Regions from separate parts of the Mus musculus genome. Here region 1 is linked to region 2. Evidence: chromatin loops called from intact Hi-C (ENCODE). Cell type or tissue: heart. All regions are shown on one strand. Each heading gives the region's core, and the rest is flanking DNA. Links, peaks and the distances in the headings are about the cores only. Region 1 overlaps Dsp (desmoplakin). Region 2 overlaps Riok1 (RIO kinase 1).

Region 1 (10,016 bases), core at 1,226-9,225, 110 kb after region 2:
GACAGAGAGAGAGAGACAGAGAGAGAGAGACAGAGAGAGAGAGAGAGAGACAGAGAGAGACATAGAGAAACAGAGACAGAGAGACAGAGACAGAGAGACAGAGAGAGAGCAAGCAGGTAGACAGGTAGACAGTGGAGGGCAAATGCTAAAGGACACTGAAGCAGCAGAGCTGCGTTCTGCTTAGGAACAACATGAGTGTGAAGGAGAGACTCGTAAGAAGATACAAAACTGTATAGCTCCGACTCATAGACCTGTCACTGAGCCCCCTCCATGGGTGACATCTGACACAACTGTAGCGTGTCATTTTACTTTCTTAAAGAACTGAAAAAGCTATGTTCCTACACAGACACACACACACACGAATATAATAGATACATAATTTAAAATGTTTTGGGCTTTTTTATTACATAGTGTGTGTGTGTGTGCGTGTGTATGGTGTGTGTGTGTATGTGTGCACATGCTTGTGTATCATGAGTGAGTGACTGTCAAAGGATGCATCTGGAGGTCAAAGAACAATTTTCAGGAGTTGTTCTCTCCTTCCACCATATGGGCCCTGGGTATCGACCTCTGATCCCCTGCCTTGGCGGCAAGTACTGAGCTATCTCACTGGTCCTGGTTTGTTTGTTTTTGTTTGTTTGCTATTAAGACAGAGTCTCTCTGTGTAGTACAGGCAGGCCTCAAACTCCTGATCTTCCTGCCTCAGCCTCCAAAGGGTTGGGGTTATAGGTGTGTACCCTCAAGTACTCAGTACAGTTTGGAGCAAGCTGTTTGACTGGGGGGGGGGGCTTCTGCTCCCCGCCATGTTTCAGTAGAAGGTTTGCTTTCACTGATGCGCACAAGATCTTTCCTTATGGTCTTCCGTATTTTCATGCAACTTCTTCCTAATAGGAACTGAAATTCGGAGAAGGGATGCAGCTGGCATGGAACCGAGAGCTGGATGAGTATTTTACACAAGCCAACGATCAGATGGAAATCATAGACGGCTTGATCCGAGAGATGAGGCAGATGGGCCAGCCCTGTGATGCGTATCAGAAAAGGTATTGCCTGCAGAGCACGGAGGGGGGACCCCTAGCAGGTGACTTCAGAAGAAGCCCATGTATTCCCCAAGAACAATTCCCTCACTTGGGATTTTGTAGCTTTATCTGGTTTAAAGATAAAGCTGCAAACTTCTTCTTTGATGGACCCCCACCCAGAGATGCTCTGAGAATTAAACAGACCTGCAAAAACAAAACAACAACAAAAAAGACCCTTCAAAAAACTCTAGCTCTTCCTGGAAATGGCAGCAGAGCCCTGTGATCCATGGTGTTTGGGAAATCAAGGCAGGAGAATCAAAACTTCAAGGCCTGTCTGGACAATTTAGTGAGCTCTCATCTCAAAATGAATTAATTGCATAGTTTTTTGATGTTTAAAGAAGGACAAAGGGCGTGGAAGAGTTCTTGCCTGGCATGCAGGAAGCTTTGGACTCAGTCCCCGATGCTATAAACCTCCAGGATGGTTTAAAGAACTGAATGGGTCATGAGCCCTCCCTCCATTTAGGCAGCAGCAGCAGCAGAGGCCTCTGGTAGAGCTTCTGCCTTTTCAAGAGGCCAATGTCAAGCTTTATTTAATCAAGTGAGACCCTTGGAGTTGAAAGTGACCACTTCACAGCAGAGATGTGTGGTCTGAGTCTGCTCTCATGCTACTAAGGCCCAGGGTACTAGAAAGATAAATTCCCAGGAGGACCCTCAAGAAAGGCTGCCAGGTTAGGCCAAGGCAGTAACGCTTTCTTATGATGTTAAGGGTCGTGAGTGTCTTCTCAGCATTTATACTCCCGTGCAGTCAAGCTGGAAGGCATGGGTAGAGCAAAAGAAATCTTCCAGCGCAGCCTCCTTAGCCTGTAGACTGACCCAAAGGAAACCCAGAAAGGCGGTCATTTGCTCAGGATAGGTTTCTGTAGGCTGTTTTCTGGTGACAGCAGCACTCTTTCCTTTCCTTTCAGACTGCTTCAGCTCCAGGAACAAATGCGAGCCCTTTACAAGGCCATCAGCGTCCCTCGGGTCCGAAGAGCCAGCTCCAAGGGAGCCGGAGGGTACACTTGCCAGAGTGGATCCGGCTGGGACGAGTTCACCAAACGCCTCACGGGCGAGTGTCTGGGCTGGATGAGGCAGCAGAGGGTAAGTGACCCTACAGGGCTTGTTCTTAGACTCCTAACCTAGGTAGTCTGGATGTAGACGGTGGCAGAGTCCAGCGGGAGCAGCCTGCTAAGTCACGGGGTCATTGCAATTGACCTCATCTGTCTCCCACATAGGCTGAAAAGAAAGAAAAGAACTCCTCTACAGCTCGTTTGAAATAGTAACACAAGAGAGAGGACAGTTGAAATATTTTTTTTAATTATAAAATAATATCACGTGGGAGGTGTTAGACATTGTCACACTGGGTCTTCTGGTTTAGGCTCCACGGTTGCGTTTTGAAGTTTGGTTGTCCAGCTGTGTGAGTCTCACGTCACTTGTGTGGGTGTGGAGTCAAATAATGGCCCAAGAAGTAGGCGCTGATCCTTTCCCTGCCACTGGAGTCCCTACAAAGTATTTTTCAGTGCTAATTACTGTTTTGTTGTTTTATGTCGTCATTAAGCCCGATAATGAACAGGTGGCCTGAGAAACATGCCATAATCATGCAGTTGGGATTTTATAATGAAAACCTTCTAATGAGCCGTCCTTCTTTGAGAGGTGGATGGATTAAAATGGTACATTGTAGAGATTGTTATGCCAAGCTGTAAGAACTTGATGAATTGTTGGGCCGATTTCTTAGTGGTTCCAAAATTTCTTAGCCACTTTAGCATGCCTCTTTTCTTTGAGTCTGGGTTGAATTGTGTTGCCATGGCTAGTTTCGAACATGTAGACTCAAGCCATTCTCCAGACCAACCTTGGAATATCTAGGACCACAGGGAAGGAAGGGCCCCTTACACCAAGTCTTTAAAAGGTTTGGGTGTATTCTTGTGCAGTGATTCCTTCAGACACTAATCATTCATTCACACACTCATTCAGTTATTGTTTTATGTTTACTTTTTATTTGTCTTCGTGTGTGTGTGTGTGTGTGTGTTGTTTTGTTTTATAACTACATATATGCACCACATACATGCAGTGCCCAGAAGAGGGCATTGAATCCCCAAGTCCCCCAGAGCTAGAAGGTTGAGAGCTACCATGTGCGTGTTGGGAATCAAACCCAGGTCCTCTGAAAGAACAGTTAGGGCTCTTAACCAATGATAAATCTCTACAGACCTATTTGTTTGTTTGTTTGTTGTTTTGATTTTTAAGACAGGGTCTTACTTTGTAGGTCAGGCCAGCCTTGAACTTGTGATCCTCCTGTCTCATCCTCCAAGATCCTGAGATTGTAATGTATTCTACTATGCCCTACCCCCCTCCAACACACACACACACACACACACACACACTTACTATAGAGACCATAAACAATTACAGAAACATCCCAAATGCTAAACGATCGCCCATGAGAGTATTCATAAAGCCTAGTTTAGAGAGTGACATTCTAGGCCTGAGGACGATTTGAGCTCATGGGGCTTGAATTGTAACCTTCAACGATCCTTGTTCGGAGGCAAGACAAACTTTGAACCAAAGTAATTATGGGATATCATATCCTCTGATGTCTTCTAAGCCAATGTGACAGTTAAGTGACAGGTCAGAATTAGTCATTTTCTGTATTGCTGTGGGTGTAGCAGTATAAGGATGCTTTGTAGAGCTGGGTGTGGTGGTGCATGTCTGTCATCTCAGCCGGAGCTACATAGGGGAGCTTGGTCTCCAACACCAACAAATAGACAAACAACGACCACACACACAAATTGAAGCAAAGAAGATTTGTCAGGAAAATCTCTACATCTTTAAACCTCAGGAAACGGTGTTCTCACGCGGCTGTATTGGTCCATTGTTTTGTTTTGTTTTGTTTTGTTTTGTTTTGTTTTGTTTTGTTTTGTTTTGTTTTGTTTTGTTTTGTTTTCTGACACCCATCGATGAGCCTTGCTTAGAGTTCTCAACAAACTAAGAGATGCCTGAGTCCTGCTGGAGGTTTGTCCTGGCGGTCTGTGTGGCCATTTCCTTCTCACTCCCCCTTCCCCCACACATAGCCCACATTCTTCACTCACTCCCAAGAGACCCAGCTGAGGTCTGTACTGATAAGAGACCCATTTTCCCCAGCACACACCTCCCTGCCAGGAGGCAGGCACACACATCTCTGCCAGGCTTTGTTTCCCTGATCTGTGCTTCTGCTGATGAGTGAGCCAGATACTGTACACCTGGCAGGTAATGAGCCATGGGAGCTGTCCCTGGGTCATCTCTAGCTTCCCAGAGTAGCACCTGCTGTTTCCAGACGCCAGCAGTTGCCGGACAAGGCCAAAGTCCGTGCTAACCTTCAGTTCTCCGACTCTGAAATGGCTCCTCCCTGAAGCCTTGCCAAGAGCACTAGAACATGGGTGTGGCTTAGGACAATTGAGTTCTGTTCTTGCTGCCTGTCTCAGTATGGATGTTTGCCCTTGGCACGGCAGAGAGATGACACAGGTGATTTAGAAATTTACATCTGCTCCTGCAAAAGGAGGAAGAGACGGTGGACTCGACCAGAATGAAACGTGCCAGAGAAGGAAACACTGTATTTGATTCTTACTGTGAAACAGTCTTAAATTTCAGACTCACGTGATAAATCTGGTTGGATTTCACATTTCAAAATCGAACGGGAAACCCATAATCCTGGCATTGTTACCAACATTAATCAGAATGAAGGATCTTGACTTTGTATCGTGTCTTCCCTTTTGAAATGGACCACAGAGAGTTTTTACAGTTGGAAAGGAAATTTTCAAATGCTGAATTTCTGAGCCAAGACTTAATATATACCATTCATCAACATAATTTAGGGCTGTATATGTAGCCGAATGGTAGGGCACTTGGCTAGCTTTAGTGAGGCTGTAGGTTCAATCCCCCATATAGCAATAACAAACAAAAGATAATTTAAGGAGATGGACAATGGCAACTTCCATAGGTTAGGGATTTCACTTGAGAGACAGTGGGTGACTGTATCATTAATGACTTCTAACATGCATTTAAAAATGAATAAAGAAGCCGGGCGGTGGTGGTGCATACCTTTAACCCCAGCACTTGAGAGGCAAAGGCAGGTGGATCTCTGTGAGTTCGAGGCCAGCCTGGTCTACAGAGTGAGTTCCAGGACAGCCAGGGCTACACAGAGAAACCCGGCAAAAGAAACAAAACAAAACAAGAAAAGAAAGGTCTATTACTACTTACAATGTATCATAACCATATGACTAGTATCTAGTCATACAAATTCACATTCTATTTCTTTTATCCTCTCTTCAAAAATGTGACCATTATTATTGTGTGTGAGTGCAGGGCATGGTTTTGGGGGTCCAAGGGCAAGTTTTGGGCTTCCCTTCTCTGTCCTCCTGTGAGTTCTGGGGATCTGGATCCAGTGACGACTCTTGCGTAATTACTTAGCCCTTTTCCCGGCTGAGCTGTTTCTCCAGCTCCACCCCCACTCATGCATCCTCCTCATCCTTCAGAAGAATGAGCTAGATGTCAAGGAACCCATGACTGAATTTCCTCCTCAGTTCATCTTGGGGTGGAACCAAACTAACTGAGGATGTATTTGTAATCTCGACCCTTTAAATTTTATTTTGGCTTCAGACATGGTACATAAAGGTTTCTTCTTCTTCTTCTTCTTCTTCTTCTTCTTCTTCTTCTTCTTCTTCTTCTTCTTCTTCTTCTTCCTCTTCTTCTTCCTCCTCCTCCTCCTCCTCCTCCTCCTTCTTCTTCTTCTTCCTCTTCTTCCTTCTCCTTCTCCTCCTCCTCCTCCTCTCCTCCTCCTCCTCCTCCTCCTCCCCCTCCTCCTCCTCCTCCTCCTCCTCCTCCTCCTCCTCCTCCTCCTCCTCCTCCTTTTTAAATTGAGACAGGGTCTTGCTGTGTACTTAGGCTGGGTTTGAACACCTGTGCTCAAGTAATCTCCCTGCCTTAGCTTCCTGAGTGGTTGGGTGTTTTGAGTTTTATCTGAAGCAGAGCCGGGAACAGTATCTCTCTCGATCCCCAAGGCCCTAGAGAAAGGAATCTGTTGTGAGGAGGGACAGTAAAGGTTGTGCTCCCTGTCTCTCTTGCTGCAGGAGGAAATGGACCTGATGGCCTGGGGTGTGGACGCTGGTTCAGTGGAACAGCACATCAATAGCCACAGGAGCATCCACAACACCATTGGGGACTACCGCTGGCAGCTGGACAAGATCAAAGCAGACCTGGTACCTCTCATATTCACCACGGGGTCTATAGATGGGTGTATCGTTTAGGCAAATTTGTCTGAAACACGAGACTATTATTATCTTTCCAAGAAAACTAGAAATTAAAACAAAACCAACCCCCAAACTCTATTGTCTAAAAGGGAAGCAGAAAGAGATTTATGGGACCTGGAGAAGGAGTTGAACCAAATGTAAAGCGCATGCAGGGTATCACAAGTTTATGGTCTATAAGTAAGTGTTTGCAGAGGTGGTAGGCAGAGAATTACCTGCAGAAAGCAAAGCGTCACCTACCAGAAGAAAATGAGATTAGCATGTAGCTTATATAGCTGGTGACTTGGTGAGTCAGCTCCTATGTGGGAATGGAGTCACATTTGTCCTGAGGGAAATTGTGTCTCATATACCTCTCCTGGGCTGGAAAAAAAGTCCGACTTGGGGAGAGTGGAGAATGAAGGCATAAGATAGTAGTCTGATCTCAGTGCTTGTTCCCCACCCACGCCCCTACCTCCTCCCCCATGTATGAAATCACTAAGTGTGCTCTTTAGACCAAAGTTTTCATTTTCACTTTGCCCTGCCTTTTTCACAATTTAAACCTTACTCTTGTTCACTCGAGTGTCTGCTCAGCTCTCTCCTTCATGGTTCTAAGATCCAGAGGATCCGAAATCGTATTTCCTTCAGCAAGGTTTTAAGTGACAGAGTATTTACCTTGTGGAGAAGGGACAAGTGGCCAGGGAGGGGGCCTCCAAACTAGCTGGGGAAAGACCACTGTGGGCAAAAGACTCAATAGAGCGATTGCTTCTTTTTACTGAGAAAGCTGAGGCCAGCACCTTAGAAGGAGACGTAGAAGGGGAGACACTTGATGTGGGGACCTTGATGAAGGGGACTAAATAATTACCTGCGTTTTCTTATCTTCCAGCGTGAGAAGTCAGCAATCTACCAGTTGGAGGAGGAATATGAAAACCTGCTGGTAAGCTCGTCTAGCCTCTGCTAATTCATTTCAGTTCCTCAAGTGGTAAACGTCTTTGGGGACCCATACACTGGCTTAGAGTTCCGCAAAGAGCTTGCATATACACTGGCCCCTGTGTTCGTAGATTATAGTTTTGTTGTGGCTGGCTTTCTTTTTTAGAACTGAAGTTTCAAAGGTTTTGTTTTGTTTTTTGTTTTGTTTTCTGAAGGCAGTGTCTAGCACTGTTCTGTCTTCGAGTTAAAATTTCACATCAATGACTCTTGTTAGATGCATCTAAAGTGACAAAGGATTGCAGCCCTTTGAACAAGTATAAACACAAACAACATGTTTCCCCCGTATATCTTTATGAACCCGCCATTGTCTCCTGACAGGTGCTATGTCAGCTGCTTGATCCCAGAGCAGAGATTTCCACTCTTCTATCTGTTTGGCTCATCTTATTTTTACCTCTTCCATATTTCCTTGCTGGCTACAGGGCTTTTAAGACCATGTAGTTCCTGGTAACACACTATTCTTCCTGTTGAGATGAGCATGAGACTGGAACTTTAAGTTTGTGGGGGCAAAGGCTGACTTACTTACCTACGAGAGAAAACTTGATTTATCTAGGAATCTAGTTCCCCTTAATTATCTAAAGTTATTAAACCCAAGTATCATTGTTTTTTAAACTTTATTTTATTACAGTTGGTGTGTGCATGTGTGTATATATGTAGATACGCATATGCTACAGTGGATGTGGTGGTCAGAGGACAACTTTGTAGAGTCAGTTCTCTGTGTGGGTCCTGGGAATTGAGCTCAAGTCATCAGGCTTGTCCAGAAAATGTTTTGCCTGAGCCATCTGGCTGGCTTCAAATCATTGTCTGAGTCAAGGCTCTTCATAGGCTGGAAATACCGCTCAAAAGCAGGGAGGTTCTCCAGCATGAGGGAGGCCCTGAGTTTCCCCAGCACCAGGAGAAAAGCTGAGAATGACCGTTTGGAATGGCTGAATCTGAGATAGCCATGGCCCCACAGGCATCACCCATTTGGACAGGGCCTCTGTCCTATTGTGGGTGAATGCAGCAGGTTGAGAGGTTTATGCCTAGCCTCAGGTGGTTTCCGTAAAGAACTCTTATCCGCACAGTCTGCAGAGAGCGCTGTGTCATTATACTGTCACTGTGGTCATTCTACTGTGGTTATCCTAACGCCGCTCTCAACTATGTCTGCAGAAAGCCTCCTTCGAGAGGATGGACCACCTGCGCCAGCTGCAGAACATCATCCAGGCCACCTCTCGAGAGATCATGTGGATCAATGACTGCGAGGAGGAGGAGCTGCTCTATGACTGGAGCGACAAGAACACCAACATCGCTCAGAAGCAGGAGGCCTTCTCTGTAAGATGCCCTGCCTTGTGTGTGTGTGTGTGTGTGTGTGTGTGTGTGTGTGTGTGTGTGTGTGTGTAGGGGGGTGGTATAAATAATTTGATCAGCCACTTGTAAGTGGGTACACTGTTCAGTGATGTAAGGTTTATTTAGTTTTATGTGTTTGGGTGTTTTGCCTGCACGTGTATATGTGTACCATATGCATGCAGTGCCCACAATTGCCAAAGAAGGCATTGGATTCCCAGGAACTGGAGTTGCTGGAGCTTGTTCGCTGTCATGTGGGTGCTGGGAATCAAACCCAGGTTCCCTGGAAGAGCAGTCAGTGTTCTTAATCGCTGAGCCATCTCTCCAGTTCCTCCCCCTTTATTTTTTTTAAGAGATAGGGCTTTCCTCTGTTAGTCAGAAAGGCCATTACATTTTGGAACTCAATCATCTTGCCTTATCCAACAAGTAGGGACTACGGGGATGTTCTATTGCTGGCTAACCATCCCCCCACACCCACGTTCATTGTTTAATATCCATGAAGACAGTGTGATTCATGGGTAGCATGGAGACTAGTCCATCCAGAAACCCTAGAGTAGACAGTGCTAGACAAAACCTGAAATTTGGAATCAGAACATATGTATTGAGCACCTGCAATTTGAAAATCTGAAATCCAGAATGCTCTCTCTGAAACTTTTTGAGTGCCACCATGAAGCTATAAGTAGAATATCCCACACCAGACTTCAGGTGACAGGTGGCAGTCAAAATCCAGTGGCCCCCAAAATACTATATAAAATTACCTTCAGGCTATTGGGTAGAAAACAAAAATCTTTAGGTTTTATATTTAGGCTTGGGTCCTATCTCTAAAATATCTCTCTGTATATTTTAATAGTAAATCCCAAATCTGAAACACGTATTGTCCCAGGCATTTGGAGTTAGGGATGTTCAACATGTATCGACAGCAATGCTATTAATTACGTTATTGGTTTTGGTCAGGTCATACCCCTAGTCTTGTATCAGCCCTTTAATGAACCTTGGTTTCCTGAGTGGGTGTGGTTCTTGAGGACAATGTAGTATGAGCCCTCAGCATCAGTTGTTTCCAAAATGAAGTTTAGTTTGTAGCCACCTCTAAATAGTATAAGGTAACAGAAATCTAACTGTGACTTGCTGTATGGACTGGTCCTTTCTTTTCACAGATACGCATGAGTCAACTGGAGGTCAAGGAAAAGGAACTCAATAAGCTTAAACAAGAAAGTGACCAGCTTGTCCTCAATCAGCATCCAGCTTCAGACAAAATTGAGGTAGGCTTCATGGGATTTACATTCTCATTAGGAAAAAAAATATTTCATAAAAGACATCTAGACATCTTTGTGGGTGAACGCTTCTTCTCCATTATGAAGCTGTGACGACTTTATTTTCTAGCTTAGGATCAGCACCCTACGCT
Region 2 (10,016 bases), core at 851-8,850:
TTGTAAATGATAGCATCATGTTGCACTGTCAAAAGATTAGACACCCTGCTAATTCCTTTGTGTATGTTCTTGAGTCCTACAGGAGTGAATGGATGCTACCCATCTTTCTCCCGCGTGTTGATTCTATTTTGATGTTTCAGTGCATAACTTGAAAGAGTATCTGACATACTGATGTAAGATGCTGGCATTAATGTGTTGATAGTACCTGGCTTCACGTAGCATTGTTCTATAATAATCTCAAGGTCCCCGCGCTCCTAGAAAGTGAAGTTAAGGAAGAGACTTGTTTTGGTTCAGACGATGCTGGGGGCTCTGAGTGCTCCGACACAGTCTCTGAAGAGCAGGAAGATCAAGCCGGATGCAGAAACCATATTGCTGACCCTGACATTGATAAAAAGGTTAGCCAAGATCTTACTCCTGAATGTGGTGGCTCTCAAACATCAATGGTGCCTCTACTTGTAGTTTCCATAACTAAACACAAACTTTACTTTTGGAGTAAATTAGAGACTTAGCTGCTATTAGGAGCTTCTTTAATATCATACAGATTACGTGTTCTGTCTGTTTACTAGAAGCAAATATTTGTTTCTTTCTAACCATTATTTCTCTTAAATATGGAACTTGTAAACGTCAAGTAACATATACTGGGATATTGATTTGACTGTCTATAATTTCAACAGTGTTCAAGGGACATGGTGTAGCTGGGTTCGGGGAGCTGGGGAAGAAAGATAACCTGTGTATAATGACAGAACCTATTGTCCCAGCACTTGGAAACTGAGGAGGGGAGAGATCATTTGAGCCTTGGGAGTTTTAAGAATAGTCTGGATTACAAAGTGAGACCCTCTTTAGAGAGGGAAGAAGGCAGGGATATGAAGGGAGAGAGATGGCAAAGAAATGAGATGCAGGGAACCTCAAAGCAAAGTTGTACTCACCAAGCTGTAATTGTTATTTTTTATGCTACATATACTTTTATCTGCTTAACATATTAATTTTAATTCTAATAATAACTTGAATACACCGAATGAATGAATTTTATTGGGGGTGGGTTGTTTATATTTTACAGGAAAGAAAAAAGATGGTCAAGGAAGCCCAGAGAGAGAAGAGAAAAAATAAAATCCCTAAACATGTGAAAAAAAGAAAGGAAAAAACAGCCAAGGCCAAAAAAGGCAAATAGAATGGAGCCATTCCTCGGCTACATTTTAACCCTGAAACAGAAGTAGCTGGAGGAGGCTTCCTCACTGTCTCACTGTCAGAGGAGGCTGGGGTGTGGTCATGTGATTGTTTCAAAAGCCTATTCTTTCGGGATCCAGTCCTGGCTCTGCTTTTAACGGACTTATTAAGGTATTATTTTAATGAAGAACTTTGTATATTTTATTTTTATATTTTTATCTTGCAAACATTTTCCCACAAGTATCAGAACATGAGTGTTTATGATGAACATCCACGGACGAACTTGGGAACATTTGTTTTCTTTGTCTATGCCAAAGACATATCTGAAACAGCCTGGAGCTCCGCTCCGAGAGACATCGTCTGGCCGTTATGTGCCATTCCCAGGAGCCCTGTTCCTGTGTGTTCTGGATACACAGGAAGCTGTCCTATGATCCTGCTTCATCTTAACTATACCTTTCCAGTGAGCCCTCCCAGCTCAGGTGCCATTTCACACCCAGCCATTTGTTCATCAGATATTTCAGTGTTCTAGGAACTGGGATATAGCTATGAATAAAACCACATTACTTCCTTTGGGTAGTTTGCATTCTTGCTAGGAAATGAAAAATTTTTAAAAAAGTAATATTCTTTGAAGAGGTTATACATTATATAGAGAGAATCAATGCTGAATAAAGAGAAAACCTAGGGAGGTACAAGTTGACAACATAAAATATTGGAGGTGAGTCACACCGAACTTCCTGGCACTGTGGTGGCTGGATGGAAGGAGTCTGCGTTCCAGCCAGACTGGACTACTTAAGCAGATGAGGATACAAGCAACAAAGCCAAGGTACATCGGGAAGGAAGAATACCCCAGTCAAAGCACGAAGCCACAGGAAGGCCCTGCAGCAAAAAGCTGTGTGCAGTGGTCAGAAATGGGGTGGCAGCATCAGACTCGGGGGGAGATCAGAGTGCACAGCTCATGGGGTTTTTAGCAGAGGAGTGTCAGGGTCCAACTTGTAGTTTGAAAGCATGATTCTGGCTTCTAGAGAATTGAAGCAAAGGTGGAAGATGATTGGCTGTGCTTGTTGTTAGCCCTGGTGAAGGATGCTGGTGGCTTGGCCTGGGATACTAGTTGATGTGGAGTTAGCTTAAGGCCGCAGGTGAGTTTGAACGGAGTCTTCCGGTTTATAACCCAAGAAGCCACAGCCCACTGCAGTAACTGTGATGAGACTCGTGGGGGGAGTAAACTTACTGGTAGGAAAGAGAAAATTACAGGACACACATTGAGAAAAATTACCAGGTGTTAAAGAACCTTTTCCTATTTTATGTAGCAAATGGCTGTGTTAATCCTTGCACCAGACACTCTTATACAGCAACCCAGGGTTTCCGTTTAGACTGCAGCTTCCAGCTGCTTGCTTGATGGCGGGTTATGGTGAGTGCCACCTGAACTCTGATTGTATGTTGGAACATGCTCCTTTCTGCTTTAAAGTTCAAAAAGGAGCTTCAGTTTCCATAATATTGAGAGCACAGTTATCATCTTTGTGCACATTTGAGTCTCTTCCAGGTCTTCTGGTTCACTTAGGCAGCTCTATGTGTTTATTACTTTACCATGTGAACGCAAAGCTAGGGCAAAGCAGAATTGTTCTTGCTGGCGCTGGCCTAGTTGGCCAAAGTTGGTGTCATTCAAAATACCTCGTTACGGTTTAGATCCTAAATGTTCCCCAAAGGCCATATGTTAAAGACTTGGCCCCAGGTTGCTAGCGGTATCGCTGAGTAAGGGCAGAACTGTGGGGTGAGGGCCTGGAGGATTAGGTCGTTGTGGGGTGTGTGGTGTGTGTGTGTGTGTGTGTGTGTGTGTGGGCGTGTGGGTGTTGTGTGTGTGGGCATGTGTGGTGTGTGTGTGTGTGTGTGTGTGTGTGTGTGTGGGCGTGTTCTTGCTGGGATGTCGGATTCTGGTCTTTTCCTCTGCTTCCTGGCCACGGTGATGCCGGCAGCTTCCCTTCATCCCCACTGTAATGTACTCTCACCACAGGCTTCACGGGTGAGAACGAACGCTTCCGTTGTTGGTTGGTTGGCTTTACTTCCTCGTCATCCACTTTCAGCTAAGGCACATTGCACTACAGTTATGCACTTCAACTGTTAGACTGGTTTTAGCTGGTATTTTACCACAGCTACAAGAAACTGAACACATGCCCTGTGCAGTAAGAAATTCAGACTCTCACTTACGGACAAAACTAGGGAGCTTGTATGTTCAAAAGTGTAGATCACGTTTTCAGTTTTATCTTCATCTTAAAACATAGTATTGTCCAGTCATGGTGACCCACTACTTTAATCCCAACACTGCGGAGGCAGAGGCAGGTGGGTCCCTGTTCAAGGCCAGACTGGTCTGCATAGTGAGTTCTGGCCAGCCAGGGCTACATAGTGAGACCCTATCTAAATAAATCAATAAAGTCACCAGCTCAGAGAGGCCGGTCTACCCCTCCTGATTTGGTATTGTCCTCTTGTGTCCCTCACACGTGCAAGCTTTGTCATTCCTCTGCATTATTTTCCTATAGCTCTACCGAGGACAAAGTAGCCTGCCGATTGCCTTCACTTAACGTATAGTGACTGTTTTGTCTGCCTCCACCCTCACTTCGGAATGTAAGCTCCAGAAGGCAGGGGTTTGTATTGTATCCCAGCACCTGATTTGTGCTGAGGTTCGGTCAGCTCTCAGTAAATGTTCAGAAGATGCTCTGTCTCCTGAGCAAAGGAGAGGCTATCATGTATGCCTCTTGTTTATAAGGATGGAAAGACAGAATGGATGTGGGTCAGTTTGCATCCCCCAGGCTTGTAATAGGGTTATCTGACGACCACGTAAAGTGTTCAGTCGAAAAAGTGAGTTCACTGATGAGTACCTCATCCCAGTCCATATGTGGACGGAAATGGGGCAGCCCAGTCCACTTGCTGATGCTTTAGCATGTAACACTGTTAAGGCTTTCTGAGGGCTGCGATGACAAATCTAGGTTTACGCTCCCTCGCTTGCTTTGATATGCAGCTGTGACACTGGGAAGTCACTTTCCTTTGAGGAAGAAGTCCTCATGTGTAAATAGTGGGACTTGAACCAAAGGATTACCAAAACGCTGTCTCAAGTTCATTCACCTGCAGTTTTTTCATGTAGCCCGGGCTAGTTTCAAACTCTCTTTGAACACCCATGCAGTCAAGGATGACCTTGAACTTGGGATCCATATAACTTTGTTTCTCAAGTGTGTCGTCACAGCCTGTAGTTTACCCAGAGATGGTAGGTCCTGGGAAAATGGAGCCAATAAACGGGGCGGACTAAAGTTTCATGCAGTAATTGCCAACTTTATGCTCTGAGGGTTAGGAGGAGTGACATAAGTAAACTGTACAGTCACAAGACAACAAGCTCTGTGTGTGTGTGTGCGCGCACACACATCAGTCTGTCTGTCTGTCTGTCTGTCTCTGTTTAGCAAACTGTGTGAGGCAAAAGCATGTTTTTCCTTAGAGGCATATAGACAACACTAGCCAGCTGTAATGAGTAGTTTGAAGTAAGTGCTCTTGTCGATACACCTGAGAGGAGCTCACATTCCGAGGACAATTCTTTGCTTTTGAAGAAACTGAAGTCACAAGACTTGTCTTCTTGGAGATTTCTCAGAAGACCTCAAAATCTCCCATGACTCAGTTCTTGAACAGTGTTCACCCTGCTTTATGCAGTGCTAGGGATTAAATACGGGGCTCCCTGGGCCGTGCAAACACTGAACTGAGACCATCCCTGGTCCACAATGGTTATTTTAAAAAAGTATCAGACCAATGTGATTTTCCCCCCTAAGAGTCTCATTGTGTCTTCCTTGTTGGTCTCCAACTCACAAAGAACCAGATCAGTATTTTTTTTTTTACCTTAACTTTTTTTATTGGATATTTTCTTCATTTACATTTCAAATGTTATTTCCTTTTCCAATTTCCCTCCCCCAAAACCCCATAACCCCTCCCCCTGCTTCTGTGAGAGTGTTTTTAAAAAAGACTTTAGACACCAAAGGGGTAGGTTGGACTCACTCTTTTGTTTATTAGAACTAAAGAGATTGGGTTTAAAGTGCAGGTCATCCCCTGTGCTGGTTGCTATTAGATGAATCATTAGCCTTTAGACTCTGCTGTTTAGCCATGGGAATGCTGTCAGTTGTGCTCGAAGTCATTTTATTCCACTAGAGGGAGCCATGCCCTTGAGTTCTGATGTTTAACCAGCATGATTGACAGCAGGTGCTGTGCATTTGGGGGGAGCATCCTGCAGAGGAGGCCCAGGTAGCTGAGGTCATTTACTTGGCTTCACCTCTTTACTTCCCCCTAGGCACTAACTCGATGATGGCACATTTAGTGCTTGATTTATACATCAGTCCCTACTTAGAGCCCCCAACAAACTGGCACCTCAATATATACTTTGCAAGAGTCGTAACTGAGTTAAGTCAGGTGTGGTAGCGTATACCTCAGTCTCAGTACATGGGAGACAGAGGCAGGATGGCCACAACAACAGAAGTGGTTTTTCACTGGGAAATAATGCACTTTTAGTATGGCAATTACAGAAACAGATCCTGGATGGCCCTAGATTCACGGTGTAGTGTGGTGGTCGCTTGCTGGTCCTTCAGACTTCTGGGACTCAGTGTCCCGTCTCACCTATCAAAGGAAGACTGAGTGGAGGGGTTCAGAGGCTGCAGTCACGGGGGCAGACACTCGCTGTGTCAGTGAGGTAACAGGAAGTTCCTAATGTTGACTACGTGTCAACTGCTATTTCCCGTATGCTGGGCTGGGTACACTGAGCAAGCCTGACAGCCTAGTTTAATCCCTGAATCCCACAGTGGAAGGGAAGAGATGATGATTCCCAAAAATTGCCCTCTGACCTCTACACACACCTGCCCCCCCCCAATATACACACAGTAATAATTTTAAGTAAATTCTTTATGTGGGCATTTTGTATGTACACAAATAGGAAAAATAGGCTTTTTTCTCAAAAATCTGTATAAACCAATTCTCTGTACTTTTCTAATTTTCTCTTTTTTTCATTATTCACTTTACGTCCCAGTTGCTGTCCCCACTTCTTTCCACTTCCTCCCTCACACAGTCCTCCCCACCCATTCCCTTCTCTCCCCCTGTGTATCCCCCCAACCCTGACACATCAAAACCCTTCAGGGCTAGGCATATAACTCCCACTGAAGCCAGATATGGCAGCCCAGTTATGGGAATGGGATCCACAGACAGGCAACAGCTTTAGAGATAGCCTCCAGTTGTTGGGGGGCCTCCATGAAGACCAAGCTACAGCAAGGTTCTATTCCCAACACCCATCTGGTGGCTTACAACCACCTAACTAGTTCCTGAGGACCCAATGCCCTCTTTTCGCCTCCACGGGCCCTGCGTGGCATGTAGTGCACCGACGTACTTTCAGACATTCATACACATAAAATAAAAATCTCAGAAATTTATTAGGACAAAGAACGTGACTCCAAGTTTCCTTCCACTCTTCCTTCAAACATGATTTTTTTATATGTCTTGTTTTATAAACAAAAAATCCAAAAGAAACTTTTATTCCATTTGCTAAATAAATTCCTATTAAAAATTTTTATGACTTTTTATTATGAGAATAATGCCTCGGAAAGTTACACATTTAACATGTGGCAGGAACATCGGGACTGTCGAGACTATTTGGAAATTTGTGCTTGTGAAATTGGAGAATAATGCCATCTGTTACATGACAGGATTAAGTGAGATACAATACAGGTAATTAATTTAGCACCAGTAAATGTTTACAAAAACAAGTAAAGGGGGCAGGGGAGATGGCTTAGTGGATAAACTGATGACCACTAAGGCACGAGGACAGGAACTTGGATTCACCAGAACCTACATAAATATCAGGTGGTATGATGGCTCCCCTGTAATCCCAGGCATGGAAGGTAGAAACCGTTGGCTAGTTTTCTGTGAACTTGACAAGCTAGAGTCATTTGATAAGAAGGAAATGCCCTCTTTCAAGAAAAAAAAAATGCTCCCACCAGACTGGCCCATGGGCAAGCCTGTAGTGCATTTTCTTGATTGATGTTGGGAGACCCAATTCACTGTGAATGGTGCCACCTATGAGCTGGTAATCCTGGGTTCTATGAGAAAGCCTTGAGCAAGGCATGAGGAGCAAGCCAGTACGTATCATTCTATGGCCTCTGCTTCAGTTCCTGCCTTGAGTTGTGCCTTGACTTTACTGCATAATGGACTTATAAGGTATAAGGGGTGAAGCACCCTCCTCCGATCTTCCATTGCAGTGGAAACTCCCAACGTTTTAGAGTACTGTCAGATCATCACCAAGAGCAGCAGGTGTGGAGTGGAGCTGGCCTAAGGCTAGACGAGCTGTGTGTGCTGTGGATGGCAAAGCCAGAGAAGTGGATCTGCCTTCATCCTTTGAAGCCCAGAAAATTGAGTGGATCCCAGAAGTCTGAGCCTTTCACATCATTGGACTGTTTGCTTTGGTCTGATGGTAACTATACCCTGACTTTGTTTTTTAAACGAGTATCTAACTTGTTTTCTAATTGTACAGCAACCCACAGTTGAGAAACTGTAGGTGGTTTAGAGAGGCTTTGAACTTGAGACTTTGAATGCTTTAAAGAGATTGAGCTTTTAAAGTGTTTAGTTTTGTAAAGACTGGGACTTTTAGAAATTGGAATGTTTTAAATTGTGATATCGATATTAACGGGGTTTGGGGAATGCAAAGGAAAGGTAATGTTAAGGCTTAATGTGTGATAGGTTTGTCAAGGTGACAAAGGGTCAACTATGCTATTTGTTTTTCATCAACTTGACAAAAAGCTAGACATATCTAGGAAGAAGGAAACTTAAAAGAGAAAATTCCTCCTCATAAGATTGATCTGTAGCAAACTGTTGGGGACTTTTTAAATTAGTGATTGATGTGGAAGGGCCTAGGCTACTGTGGGTGGTACCACCCTGGCCAGGGGTACCTGGGGTTTCTAAGAAAGGTGAGAAAGCCATGGGGAACAAGCCAGTAAAGAGCATCCCTCCAAGGCTTTGCTTTAAGTTATTGCCTCCAGGTTCCTGCTCTGATTTTCCTCAAGGATGGAGTGGGCCATGGAAATGTACACTGAAATACCTTCCTCCTCAAGTTGCTTTCGATCATGATGTTTTATCACAGCTATAGAAACACTATACCTTAGAGAGACAGGGATCCCCAGGGCAAGCTGGGTATTAGGCTAACAGTTGCAGTGAGCTCTGGGTTCAGTTGAGAGACCCTACCTCAATGAGTATGGTAGAGAGTAATCGAAGATGACTTCAGACATCCCTTTTGAGCCTCTACACTCATGCTTGTTTGAACATTTGAACAGTATGCACACATGCACTCCACTTACACATACACATTAAAATAAAATGGATTCTTGTAGCCATTCTTTGGCTACTTTGTGGGTTCCATTTTCTTCCACCCTCTGTACCCTTTTACCACCCTTGCAACTCCCGAACACGAGATAGGAGAAAAAAAAGAATAGAAGGGGAAGGGAGTGACATTATCCTCAGACTACTTTCTGCTGATTAGGGGCATCAAGTTTCTTAGGGCAAGTTAGATCTTTGCCATCAGGATAGCTAGTTTCTTCTGTTTCTTCTTTGCACACAACTCTTAACAAACTGCAACCAACCAACAACCCATCTCTCTGGGTCCTAGCATTTATACACCCTCTCAAAATTCCAAATGTCACAAATTGTAGAAACTATCTACAGCTGGCAAAATCATGCCCCAGCTAGAGCACGAGGCAAATCATAGTCAGCTGCTGTGGACAGTCTGAAGCAGTCTCATATCCCACACCTGGGACTAAAATGGAAACAGTCCTATATTATTTTTCTGTTTGTCAAAGAAACCAAACTTCTCGCTTCAGGTTATTATTCTCATTTATTACTAACTGGCACAGTTCCATATAGAATGAAGGCTGATATGTCTTCTTAGACTTGAAACATGGTGACCATTTCAGAGTAGCATAGTTAAATTGAAGCATTAAGACGTCTAAAATGTATAGAACATTCATTATTTTCAGTGATTAGTATTGATGCAGATTATAGGAAGTCATGTGTTATAACTGAAAAGTCTTAGGGTTTTTTTTCCCCTGTATTTGTGTGTGGGAAGGTGTGTATGTGCTTATATACGAGTGGGTGGAGAGAATAGAGGTGAGTGTTGGTTCACCTCTCTCTCTTGGTAATTGATTCTGTTAGAGTTGCTGGATAGTGTGCTCTGGGGACTCAGCTGTCACCTAGCTGCCTCAACCTGGCTCTGGAGTTACAGGTGAGCAGCTATACCATCTTTGTAGGTGCTCTCTGGGGATCTGAACTTGGTTTCTTATGTACTTTGCCAACAGAGGCAACTCCATGACTTTTTTTTTTTTTTCTCTTTTGAAGAGATGGTGTTTCACTGTGTTGCCCAGGTTAGTCCTGAACTCTTGGCTTTGAATAATCCTTCCACCTCAGATTTCTAAGTAGGTATAACTTTAGTTTTATGCCATAGTCTTATCCAGCCAGAGTAGCAGGTTTGACTTAAGAAAACTCAACTTCTGCCAGTTTCCATGGTACATGCCCTTAATCTCAGACTTTGGGAGACAGAGGCTGGATGTCTGTGGACTTGAGGACAGCGTGGTCTACCTAGAGAATTGTAGGACAGCCAGGGCTACATAGAGAGGCCGTATCTCAACAACTCCTTTCCAGGAACAAAGAAAACCCAATTCCCAGTCTACAATCTGTTCTATTATTTTTACAGCTCATAATCTGTATTTTAAAATTCTTTTAGATATTTATTTATTTATTTTATGTATATGAGTACACACCAGAAGAGGACATGGACCCTCATTACAGATGGTTGTGAG

Evidence for each region. Peaks named below come from ENCODE experiments on the same cell type or tissue, not always from the same donor. Only the 100,000 strongest peaks of a DNase experiment are listed, where the experiment ranks them.
Region 1: it touches region 2 in a loop (2.9-fold over the local background); 8 of 42 quality-filtered maps call a loop at or near these places.

What each region holds. Positions count from the first base shown.
Region 1 is chr13:38,166,628-38,176,643 of GRCm38, forward strand. Dsp (desmoplakin) reads left to right here. Exons shown (of 24, transcript NM_023842.2): 3 at 889-1,037; 4 at 1,979-2,153; 5 at 6,152-6,280; 6 at 7,191-7,241; 7 at 8,441-8,602; 8 at 9,769-9,873. Among named protein-coding and RNA genes, the nearest start is that of Dsp, 20 kb to the left of the region's middle. In heart, for the core only: no CTCF peak of the experiment used is centred there; DNase peaks (open chromatin) are centred at 4,294 and 4,364; H3K4me3 peaks cover 517 bases; H3K27ac peaks cover 1,817 bases.
Region 2 is chr13:38,059,698-38,069,713 of GRCm38, forward strand. Riok1 (RIO kinase 1) reads left to right here. Exons shown (of 17, transcript NM_024242.3): 16 at 243-395; 17 at 1,058-1,736. The coding sequence ends at 1,168. Among named protein-coding and RNA genes, the nearest start is that of Riok1, 28 kb to the left of the region's middle. In heart, for the core only: a CTCF peak has its summit at 5,334 (motif pointing right); no DNase peak of the experiment used is centred there.